Regions from separate parts of the Homo sapiens genome. Here region 2 is linked to region 1. The links are chromatin contacts, found by Hi-C or POLR2A ChIA-PET in ENCODE. All regions are on one chromosome and are shown on one strand. The core of a region is the stretch at or near the end of the contact, and the rest is flanking DNA. Distances in the headings are between cores, read along the strand shown. Region 1 overlaps MB21D2 (Mab-21 domain containing 2). Region 2 has its middle 11 kb from the start of MB21D2.

Region 1 (5,483 bases), core at 2,684-5,183:
TGATGTTATTAAGAGCCCAGGTGGTGGTGGATAGTGACATTAGCAATATCAGGAAGGCAGCAGCATTAGTCAAATAAACGATGTGTTCATTGTTATTTGAAGGGTACGTAATGTTCTGTTTGTTTGTTTAAAATGGATTTGTGAGGGATGGGTGTGAAGGATGGCTTGAGGCCAGGAGTTCGGGACTAGCCTCAGCAACATAGCGAGACCTCATCTCTACAAAAAATATATATAAAAAAAAGCTGGGTGTGGTGGCACCGCCTGTAGTCCTGATTACTCAAAAGGCTGAGGTGAGAGGATTGCTTGAGCCCAAGAGTTTGAGGCTGGAGTGAGCCGTGATCACACCGTTGCATTTCAGCCTGGGTGACAGAGCGAGCCCCTGTGTCAGAAAATAAGATTTGGGGGGATGGAAAACAGGGTGGAGCGCGAGTTAGGTAGTCAGAAGTTGTACCTCCAGATGCTGGCTGAACGAGGCAGCGGAGCATCTGTGAGGAGGTTGGGCCTTTGCAGAGAGAGCCCGGGGCGGGACGCCGGAGGAATATTTGACACAGTCTGAGTGGCCGCTACGCAGACGCTTTCATCAGCAGTCATTCCTCGTCTGTCTATAGGCGAGAATCAATAACAGAAGAAAAAGGTGACAAATCATTCATTGCCCAGAGACTGGCTGTAAATCCAGTGCCTGTTATTTTCTTTCTAATCATTTTAACAAAACTTCTGTACGAGTCCTTTCCCTGCAACACAGAACCTCATCCCTGGACTTTGAAAGGCCTTTGGAAAGATCTGAAATTACATTTTGTATTATCCGAAGTTGTTATCTCGGGGGAGTTAAAGGTCTACTTTGCTCTTTGTGCTTAAGTTAGATCAGCGTTCATAATGTCATAGTTTTCTTTTTTACAATCTGTTTCATGATACTCATAAATTTTAGAGAAATCTGTCTGAAGGTTCTGCATACACCTCTGTGTGTTTCTGGGGGGTGTGTACTTTTATACATCTTAGCTCTGACTTGCTGTTATACAAACTCACTCTTAATATCGCATCTCCCTCCCCTTTCTCTCCCCACAGAAACACAAACACACTTATTTATGTATAGAGTCCTGAAAGTCAGAAAGGACATTAAAAACCATGTATTCCACCCAACTTACTTGGTAGCCAAGGAAACAGAAACCTAGGGAGAGGAGCTGATTCCCCTACCCCCTTGTAGGGAGCACCAGGACTAGGCCCTGGGTGTCCTGCTTCAGGTTCAGAGCTTGGGATGCAGAGCTTGTCCCCAGAGCAGGAGCTGCAGGGCCTGCTCTCCAAGCTGCCTGCACTTTCACAGATGGATGTCAGGTGCCTCCCAAGCTGGAGTACCTGGAAATGGGTAAAAATAGTTGAACAAGTGAGTACAGTTGGCGAAAAGTAAAGTCTTTTTAGACAGCTTTGGAATGATTAGAGAGGGGACTTGGGGACCACTCCAGCAGTGGTCTGCATAGAAGATCTTTTGTAAGCACTGATTTATTTTTCTGCTGAGGGGCCAGCCTCAGGCAGAATTGGGAAATAGGCAGCTTGATATGATGCAGTGATTTTCTAACCCTTTCTCCATCTCCCTTTTAAAACTATAGGACTCTTCCCTCAAATAGAAGCATAAGAGGAAGCCCAATAAGTAAAACCGATCCAAGTGGTCGAAGCGGGGGTGGGAGGCCCAGGTTCTGCTCACTTGACTGTCACATTCTTTCCTTGCACTTCATCTTCCACCTTCACCCTCCACTAATTACAGGGCTTCTCCGGAGGCCCAGCCCTTGTGCTAGGTTTGGAAACCACCCTTGCCGTGAAAAGCCAGTGTTTTGGATTCAGGCAACCCTGTGTTAGTCACCGTGGGCAAACCCCTTCACCACTGAGCCTGACTTTCTTTTCTTGTCAATTGAGGATTAAGTCTCAAAGATTTTTGCATGTAAATCTTAATATATAACTGGGCCTTAGCAGATACTCTGTAAACATTGATTCCTATCTCTCTTTTCTTCTCCCTTCACTTTTGCCCCCGGATGGCCTCTCCCTCTTCAGGAGCCCTGGGATCTAGCATTCTTCAGACATGCTCAGCTCTCCAGGAAAACTATGAGTCACTTATATTCCAGGTCAGGTCAGCCTGTCTTGCCCAAGAGCATTTCCATTGGCAGTTCAGATTCTAGCAAAAAAAAAACTCAATTCCTGCCTCTCGGATATTCAGTTAATTGAGAACTGGCTCAAACAATTGACATTCAAGGGAACTGTATTGAGGGACCTTGTCATCATTCATTTATTAAGACCAGCAGTTGGCCTTCTATCTCCAGTTAAGTTGAGCACTGGTCTAGGCACTTATATAACAATATAGTATATATATTCCTTAAAATCCTCATATTCTGCATAATTGCATTAAAAAAACCAGCATGACTTATAGGAAAAGCAGAGTTATGACCATATCCCCCAAAACCTATTTGACTTTGTAACCAGGACATTAACAAAAGCAAAAGAAACACGAAAAGATAAAGAAATACCACTCTAAAAAGGACTTTACCTTTAAAAATGGTTGAAGATGGCTTGATGGATTGTAAGGAAAAGTTGTTGAATTTTGGAGACAAGGATACAATGAAGTAAGATCATAGGCAACAATACAAAAAGAAAAGCCACATACTTTCTGAACCAAGAACCACATGTCTGTCTGAGCTGAGAACTCTGTGACTTGCTGTATTCTGTGTTTGAGTACATTTTTTTTAGCTGCTAGTTCTTGATTGTACAAAATATTAGCATTCTAGGAAAATTGCATGTGAAAGCAATCCAACTTTTAATTGTGCTGACATCATTTTCCTATCTGCCAGTCCTGTACAAGCAGTTCATGTTACAGTGACATATTCTGTAGTAGGTCAGACTGTTTCTAGATATCAGTGGCCTAAACCCCAGACACAGAACACAGGGGGATGCAGGTGAATAAGGCTCCGTTCCTGTCTTCAAAAAACTCATGGTCTCATGTGAGACATGAGAATGAGCTCAAATAGCTGTAGTACAAATGCTGTATGAAGGGGGACAGGAAATAATTTGTATGATTGTGGAGTAAGGTTAGGAGGCAAAAGCTTTTAGGTGGGTAGAATTGGCAGGATTTCAGCAGGCAAGGAGGGAGGGCACACTGAAGAGAACAAGTAGAGGCTTGGGGACTGGAAAACACTGGACATATTTGGGGGACTAGCATATTGTGGGGGATCCGTTTGGGGGCTGGGGCCAATTAAGAACATAAGGGAGCAGTTAAGACAGGGACGAAAATGGAGATTGGCCTCAGAGTGGGGGAGGCCTTGGCTATGGAGATGGGGGCACCGTGGAAGGATTTTGAGCAGGTGAGTGATGTGATTAGAGCCCATCCTTCAAGAAGCTCCTTCTGGCAGCCTATGCTGGGTGCGGTGGTGGGAACAGAGTGTAGTTCGGAGGTATTGCAGTTGTCCCTGTGAGAGATGTGAGGACCCTGGCTGGACTGTTACAGTGACACACAGTGGCATGGGGTGTGCAGGAAGGACACTACACCACAAACATTTTAAGGACAGAATCTGAAGTATTTGTCAACTGAGTGATGGTGCAGGGCTCTGGTGGTACCTGTTTAATGATGACAGATTTACTGTTTGCAGTGATGCTAGCTGTCATGATTGAGTCCTGTAAAAGATTATATTAAGCTAAAACTAACTGTAAAAATCAGTATATCTGTTTCTTTCCCTTCCTTTCTCTCACTTCTTTCCCTTCTTCCTTCCCTCCTTCCCTCCTTCCCTCTCTCCTATCTACCAGGTGCTTTGTGTTAACTTTTCATTCAGAGTGTTTTCTGTCCCTTACAAAGCTGACAGAGTTGTCAAGAGGTTTCACCCACTCAACCCACATTACTTGACACACAGTTACTTGCATTACAAAGCACTGCATGAGGAGCTCTTGGTAATAAAGGGGTGACTCAAACACAGATCCTCCCCTCCAGGGTCACGTCTGTGCTGTTGAATGTTGAACCACATGACTACATTACTAAATAAAAACTAAAATTAAAAGAAAAACAGGGAGGGAAGTGATAGAATAGATAGAAAAAGTATTGGAATATTTATTTTTAAAAGTCACATGCCCAAATAACAGGATAAAGACGAGTGTTATTCATTAACCTACAGAAGTGTGAACAGAATGTGATTTTAAAAATACAATTACATTTTCTCAGGATTGCAAAGTTCCAGAAACTCTGCTTGGAGCTTTATGTAACTGTTTCAATTAAGTGTCCCAAGAACCTTATGAGAAAGATGATATTACCCCCATTTTTTTTTTAATGGGGAAACTGAAGTTTCAGAAAGTCAAGTAACTTATCCAGATGCCACACAGCTAATAAATCATGAAGCTAAGGTCCACATTCAAGCGTGCCTGTATCCTAAATTAATAATCTTTCTATCACGGCATCCACATCATCCTTTCTGGCATCCTTCTTTTCTGTCTTCCTTGTTCACCTCAAAGCTGTGAATCTTACCAACGACGATGTGACATCCCATCGTGACAGTAGAATTGCTGCAAACAGCATGTGGGCATTTGAAATTCACCGGCAAGAAGCACTGTGTTCTCACTCACTTTGAAAGCATACCAGTAAAATCAGGTATTAATTTTAAAAATTTATGTTCAACCTCAGGCCTTACTTTTTGGGTTGCAGCCAGTCCAGCAACTAAAGAAAAATTAGGAAGGCATGACCTCTAGTGGAAAGACTGAAAACTTCATGTGATTTTACTGGAGAGTTTCTCCTCAAACCACCTCTTGTTAGACTGGAATTATGGAATTTTTCATCTGAAAGTTACTGTCATAACAAGACTTGGGTCTGTGTACAAAATGTCATTTTTGTCACTATCTTAAAAATGGGATTTTTGCATCTCACAATCGTAGCACACCTGAGTCCTTTAATAACCTTTCTCAAGTCGGAACCATCTTTTTTTTTAAAAAAAAAAATTGTCCTCTCGTCTTTTTGCCACTTCACTATAAAACCCAAACTGGACTTTTGGAAGGGACACAATATAAATACAGCTGTCTGCATTTAATCTGTCGTCGTCTCTCAATTCAACCCTGGGACAATTGATAGCTTTGGAAATTGTACACCTCTATTCAAACTGTGTGATCTTTGGTTTTGAGAACTGAGCTGTAATTGTGCCCATCACTGCAGGTTTATTGCTTGGCTGCCAAGTCAGCTCCACACTTGATACTCACTGACCCATATATGTGCTCCCAAGCCAAGTGTGGTATGGGCGCCAATTGTCCTTAAGGATTCGGCTGGTGATGCAATCACTTTATCTATGCTTGAGATTGAATAGAGGACAAAAATCCATCCCTATCTGATGGGTAGAGGAAGATACGGGCCCTGAAAAAATAGCAGAAATCTAGCACAAATACATCATTTTCTTTCAAACTAAATGAATACCTGGGTGGTTAGAGATGAATGAATTCCCCAATTGTACAGAATGAGACCTGTCACATCCCTC
Region 2 (4,927 bases), core at 373-2,872, 110 kb before region 1:
ATTACAGGCCAGACCACCACGCCAAGCCATCTTTACAGCATTTTTTTTTTTTTTTTTGAGACCAAGTCTTGCTCTGTTGCCCAGGCTGGAGTGCAGTTGGCATTATCTCCACTCACTGCAAGTTCCGCCTCCTGGATTCACGCCATTCTTCTGCCTCAGCCTCCTGAGTAGCTGGGACTACAGGTGCCCACCACCATGCCCGGCTAATTTTTTGTATTTTTTTTTTTTTTTTTTTGAGACGGAGTCTCGCTCTGTCGCCCAGGCCGGACTGCGGACTGCAGTGGCGCAATCTCGGCTCACTGCAAGCTCTGCTTCCCGGGTTCACGCCATTCTCCTGCCTCAGCCTCCCGAGTAGCTGGGACTACAGGCGCCCGCCACCGCGCCCGGCTAATTTTTTGTATTTTTAGTAGAGATGGGGTTTCATCATGTTGGCCAGGCTGGTCTGGAACTCCTGACCTCAGGTGATCTGCCCTCCCCGGCCTCCCAAAGTGCTGAGATTAGAGGCATGAGCCACTGTGCCCGGCCGGATGCTACTTTTTTAGGGGGAGACTCTGATCTCTATCCAAAGGGAGGTGACCTTGTCCTCAGACTGGAGTGAAACATGATACACTAAATCTTGTTATAACAGATTGACGCCTACCCTGGGAGGGGAAGTTTTTCTTAATGAAGGCCATTAGCTAGTTTGCATGATTACATTTATCCATGCTCCTTATCTATCTCTCCACACCTGCCCTTCTGAGGCACACAAAGACATCCTCCTTGACACACTCCTCCTACCCAGGTGTTATTGATGTGTTGTAGAGGGTAACCTCTGCCCTCAAGAATGTGATTCAACAGTCTGTGAATCTGTGGTTTGCCTGTCCCACAGGATTATTGTGGGGATGAACATTAAAATGAGATCATATACATTAAATCTAATGCATTATGTAAATGTAAGGTAATGTTATGTTTCTAAGCCTCTAGACATTTTCCATCTTTGGAAAATAATAGAACAATGTCACCACAAGACAAATGTTCAGCTGTTCACAGAGGAAGTTGAACTCTGACCCCCCTTGAGCGTTCCACACATTTGTTAACATCCATTTCTCGATGATGTCCATTTATTTAACACCTCTGATCAATAACCTCGTTTCTCCCCAGTCTCTCTTTTACTAGCCTCTTCGGTAGATTTAATTAAAGTAATGCACTTTATGGGGATATGAAACCAGGCACTTGATTATGTCACTTCCTGGTGCAGTTCCTCAGCTTCCCTCTTATAAAGCAGAAATTAGGAGGGGGAGAGGGGAAGAAAGGGTACAACTTGCTTCTGCTCCATTCACAGCGGCATGAAGCCGAATGAAGACTGGTCCAGAAAGTGTCTAGAATCCTATAATTCCTATAATTATCTTATTTTTAAAAAATGTTACATTAGCCTCAAAACCAGTCACATTCTTTTGAATGCCATAAAACCATTAATCTTCAGAACAAACCCATGGCTAGTTAGCTCATCAGTAGAAAACATGAATTCCTATGTAGGCAAAAGGATGACTGAGTTTAACGCAGGGATGGGAGAGGCTGGTGGTGGAATAAGTACGGCACACATCGTGTTTTCTTAACAGTAATGTGCTAACCCAACAACAATTCTTTGAAATGTGGGAGGGGCTTGGGGCATGGAAAGAAGATGCCTGAGAGGAATTAGAATAAAAGGAATTCATAAGGCACAAAACTGAAATAATAAGAGTCATAGATTAATTTTACTTTCCTGAGAACCTTCTGACTCCTATAAATATTTTCTCTGTGCACCTCTGACCACAGCAATTTAAGTATTGTGCCCCCCCACCCCAAAAAAAAACAAACAATAACAACAAAAATCAAGAAATACCTTTGACCGAGTGGTAAAAGCAGTAAGGTTTGAATTGTGTGATATATAAATCCCTGAACATATTATTTGGTGCATTGATACCTACATGTATGTTCATTAAAAATTAGGGCCTAATACATTTCTTCCATTTATTGAAGAAATAGTGGCTTTTTCAAAGACAGTTAAACTGAAAAACAGAGATAAAAGCATTCTTATTTCTCAAGGATGGCAAAACTTGTTTTGAAGAGTCAGCAGCATCTAGCTTCCAAAAGAAAATGGGATTGACTTGTATGTGTCATGCCCTGGAGGTTTTCTGTGTGATTTTGGAGGAATCTCTCGATCTCTCTGTTTCATCTGCAAATGTGCTAACAGCTTTGGAATGAGTACTTGAACAAGCATGGAGTAATCACTGGCTAAATAAAAGAGGTTTTGATGAATGCTCTATATTTCCAGCCAAACTGAACCACTCAATGTTTCTATAAACATCACACATTTTCCTGACTCCACACTTTTTCTTATGCCATTTCTCTCACTAGGAATGCCACGGTCCTGTCTTGTTCTTATTTTACCTGTTCTCCAAGGACAAGGTCAATTGTCTTTTGTGTTTTCAGCTTTTCCGCCTTCTTTACGTGGAAGTACTATTCCTTCTTCCAAACCTGCAAAGATAGCTCTTGTTCTCTATCTCTTATAGATTTGTCGAATAACATTTTTAATGTCTTTAATTAAATGACTTATGCCCTTCCTTTAGAGGGCAGGGATTGCGTGTGATTTATCTCAGAACTTGGCATGTGATAAGCACTTAGTAAATATTTATCAGGTAGATGGCGTGCCAGTTAGTTTTATGTGTCAGCTTGGCTAGGCTCTAGTACACAGTCATTTAATCAAACACTTATCTAGGTGTTCCTGTGAATGTATTTTATAGACGTTGTTAATATCTACAACCAGTTGACTTTAAGTAAAGGAGATTACCCTAGATATTGTGGATGAGACTTATCCAATCAGTTGAAATTCCTTAAAAACAAAAACTGAAGTTTGTAGAAGAAATTCTGCAACATCAACTCCTGCAAACCTGCCCTATAGTTTTCAGACTTGCCTGCCCTACAGATTTTGAACTCGTCAGTCCTCACAACTGCATAAATTAGTTTAAAAAATAAATCTTTCGGGCTCCAGTAGGATGAAAATGTTTGCTTTGTTCACCGCCATATCCTCACTGTCAAGAACAATGCCCGACACATAAAAGAGATTCAATAAATATGTTTTCAGTGAATGAAGACATAAAAAGACAACTTTATGAAAAATGCCATATTAACTAGGTTATGAAAATTTACTAGACTATTTACTAGGTTTTTGCTAAATTTGGCTATTTATAGTTTTGTAGTATATAGCTATGGACTGCAAACATATAGCTATGGACTGCAACATGCAGCCATTTATTGGCAATTGATGCACAGGCCCTCACATTCTTTGGCTTTTGTGCTGACATGTGGAAAAAAAATTCCAGTCCTGCCATTCTGTGTGTTCCCATAAGCAAGTCACTTCTGTTCTCTTCACCTTATCTTGTTCAACTGTATTATTAAGATTTTGATGTTATGATAGAATTGGAAACTCCTTTCCACTCTTCTTTAAGATCTGTGATTTTTATGCATGGCTATATCCTTAATTTTGCATATAATTTTGTCATCAGACATACTTGAATGTTATTTATTGCCTAAAGATTGTTATGTCTTTTTATTACTATCACTAATTATTATCTGAAATTTATAAAGTTGCTTTTCTCCAAAATACATAAAGAAAACTGCAGCCCAGATTCCTAGGAGCAGATTTCTTCCATATCTTGGTTGTGAAGAAATACAGACTCCTTAATGCTTTTTTGCCAAAACCACAGTTTCTTGTGTCAACTGCTTTATAAGTCTGGTTATAAAGTTCTATACCTATGTTCATCTCACACCTGGGCTTCAGAACATCATCCTTGGCTTCTAACTTTAGGGCCAGAAAATCATTTTATAACTGTTTTGCAGCCTCTTGTAAATACTTCCTGGGGTACTTTCTTCGGGTGCCTTTTGTTTCTGCTTACCCTGTGAGGAGAGGGATTTCTGGAGTCTGACAAACCTGCTGGGCCCTGGCTGGACCCTAAGAACCCAGAGACCATGTAGCCATACCCTAGGGCCAAGCTGCTGAGTGAATTTCATCAGCAGGCTTTGCTTCATCCCCCACCAACAGAGAATAAGAGGCCATTAGCCAAGATGTGTCAAGGAGGGGGTCTTAATGCACTTATAGATTCTCTTCTCTTTTGATTTTAGGCTAATTCTTTTAGAGTAAAGATCCTTAGAAAAAAATTAGAACATTCAACTATGGAATGTCAAGCTGTGCAAGGATAGACTGGGGGAAAATAAACAAACACATTGTGTTAAGAATTTGTAGGGAGCACTGCTTTATTTGTCTTCTCATGTTAGAGCTGTAGCCTCAGAATGTCACGCCTGGATGACACCTTATTTATTCATTTACACAAGAGGAAGAGGAGATTCGGAGAAAAGGAGAGGATTTTTCTCTGATCATGAAACTAATGGCCAAAGCTGAACCAGAACAGAAATCTCCTGACTTTCAGCTTTTGTCTGAATTTATTTATTTACAATGTATATCCGATATATTCCTATCTATCCCCCTTTAAAAAATTTAAGGCAGGCTGGGCGCGGTGCCTCACGCCTGTAATTCCAGCACTTTGGGAGGCCAAGGCAGATGGATCACTTGAGGTCAGGAGTTCGAGACCAACCTGGCCAACATGGTGAAACCCCGTCTCTACTAAAAATACAAAAATTAGCTGAGCATGGTGGTATGTGCCTGTAGTCCCAGCTACTCGGGAGGCTGAGGCACAAGAATTGCTTGAACCTGGGAGGCAGAGGTTGCAGTGAACAGAGTTCACAGCACTGCACTCTGGCCTGGGTGACAGAGTGAGATTGTCTCAAAAAAAAAAAAAAAATTAAGGCAAATCTCAATAAAATGCATGTACTCATATCCCCAAGATAGTTTAAATAGACAAGAATAATCACAAATTAGATAGAATAAGGGAGCTATGTTTTCTTTTAGTCT

Evidence for each region. Hi-C counts contacts between places; a loop is a spot of excess contacts on that map. ChIA-PET counts read pairs that join two places held with the same protein, here RNA polymerase II (POLR2A). Pooled maps may share reads with other maps.
Region 2: a map of PC-3 shows a loop between it and region 1 (6-fold over the local background). The contact joins two enhancer-like sites. A Hi-C loop is called at or near these places in 5 of 168 maps with a recorded cell type or tissue (PC-3, colonic mucosa, gastrocnemius medialis and 2 more) and 5 of 50 pooled maps. POLR2A ChIA-PET finds 5 or more read pairs at or near these places in 6 of 52 experiments (GM12878, OCI-LY7, PC-3 and 3 more).

Annotation. Positions count from the first base shown.
Region 1 is chr3:192,815,686-192,821,168 of GRCh38, reverse strand. The region is part of intron 1 of MB21D2 (Mab-21 domain containing 2); the gene reads left to right. Among named protein-coding and RNA genes, the nearest start is that of FGF12, 91 kb to the right of the region's middle. Within about 2 kb of position 3,933, at least 2 of the 41 ENCODE cell types and tissues checked have a DNase peak (open chromatin) inside an H3K27ac peak, as active enhancers do; they include PC-3, where a contact is called at or near this core.
Region 2 is chr3:192,926,611-192,931,537 of GRCh38, reverse strand. No RefSeq gene overlaps it. Among named protein-coding and RNA genes, the nearest start is that of MB21D2, 11 kb to the right of the region's middle. Within about 2 kb of position 1,622, at least 2 of the 41 ENCODE cell types and tissues checked have a DNase peak (open chromatin) inside an H3K27ac peak, as active enhancers do; they include PC-3, where a contact is called at or near this core.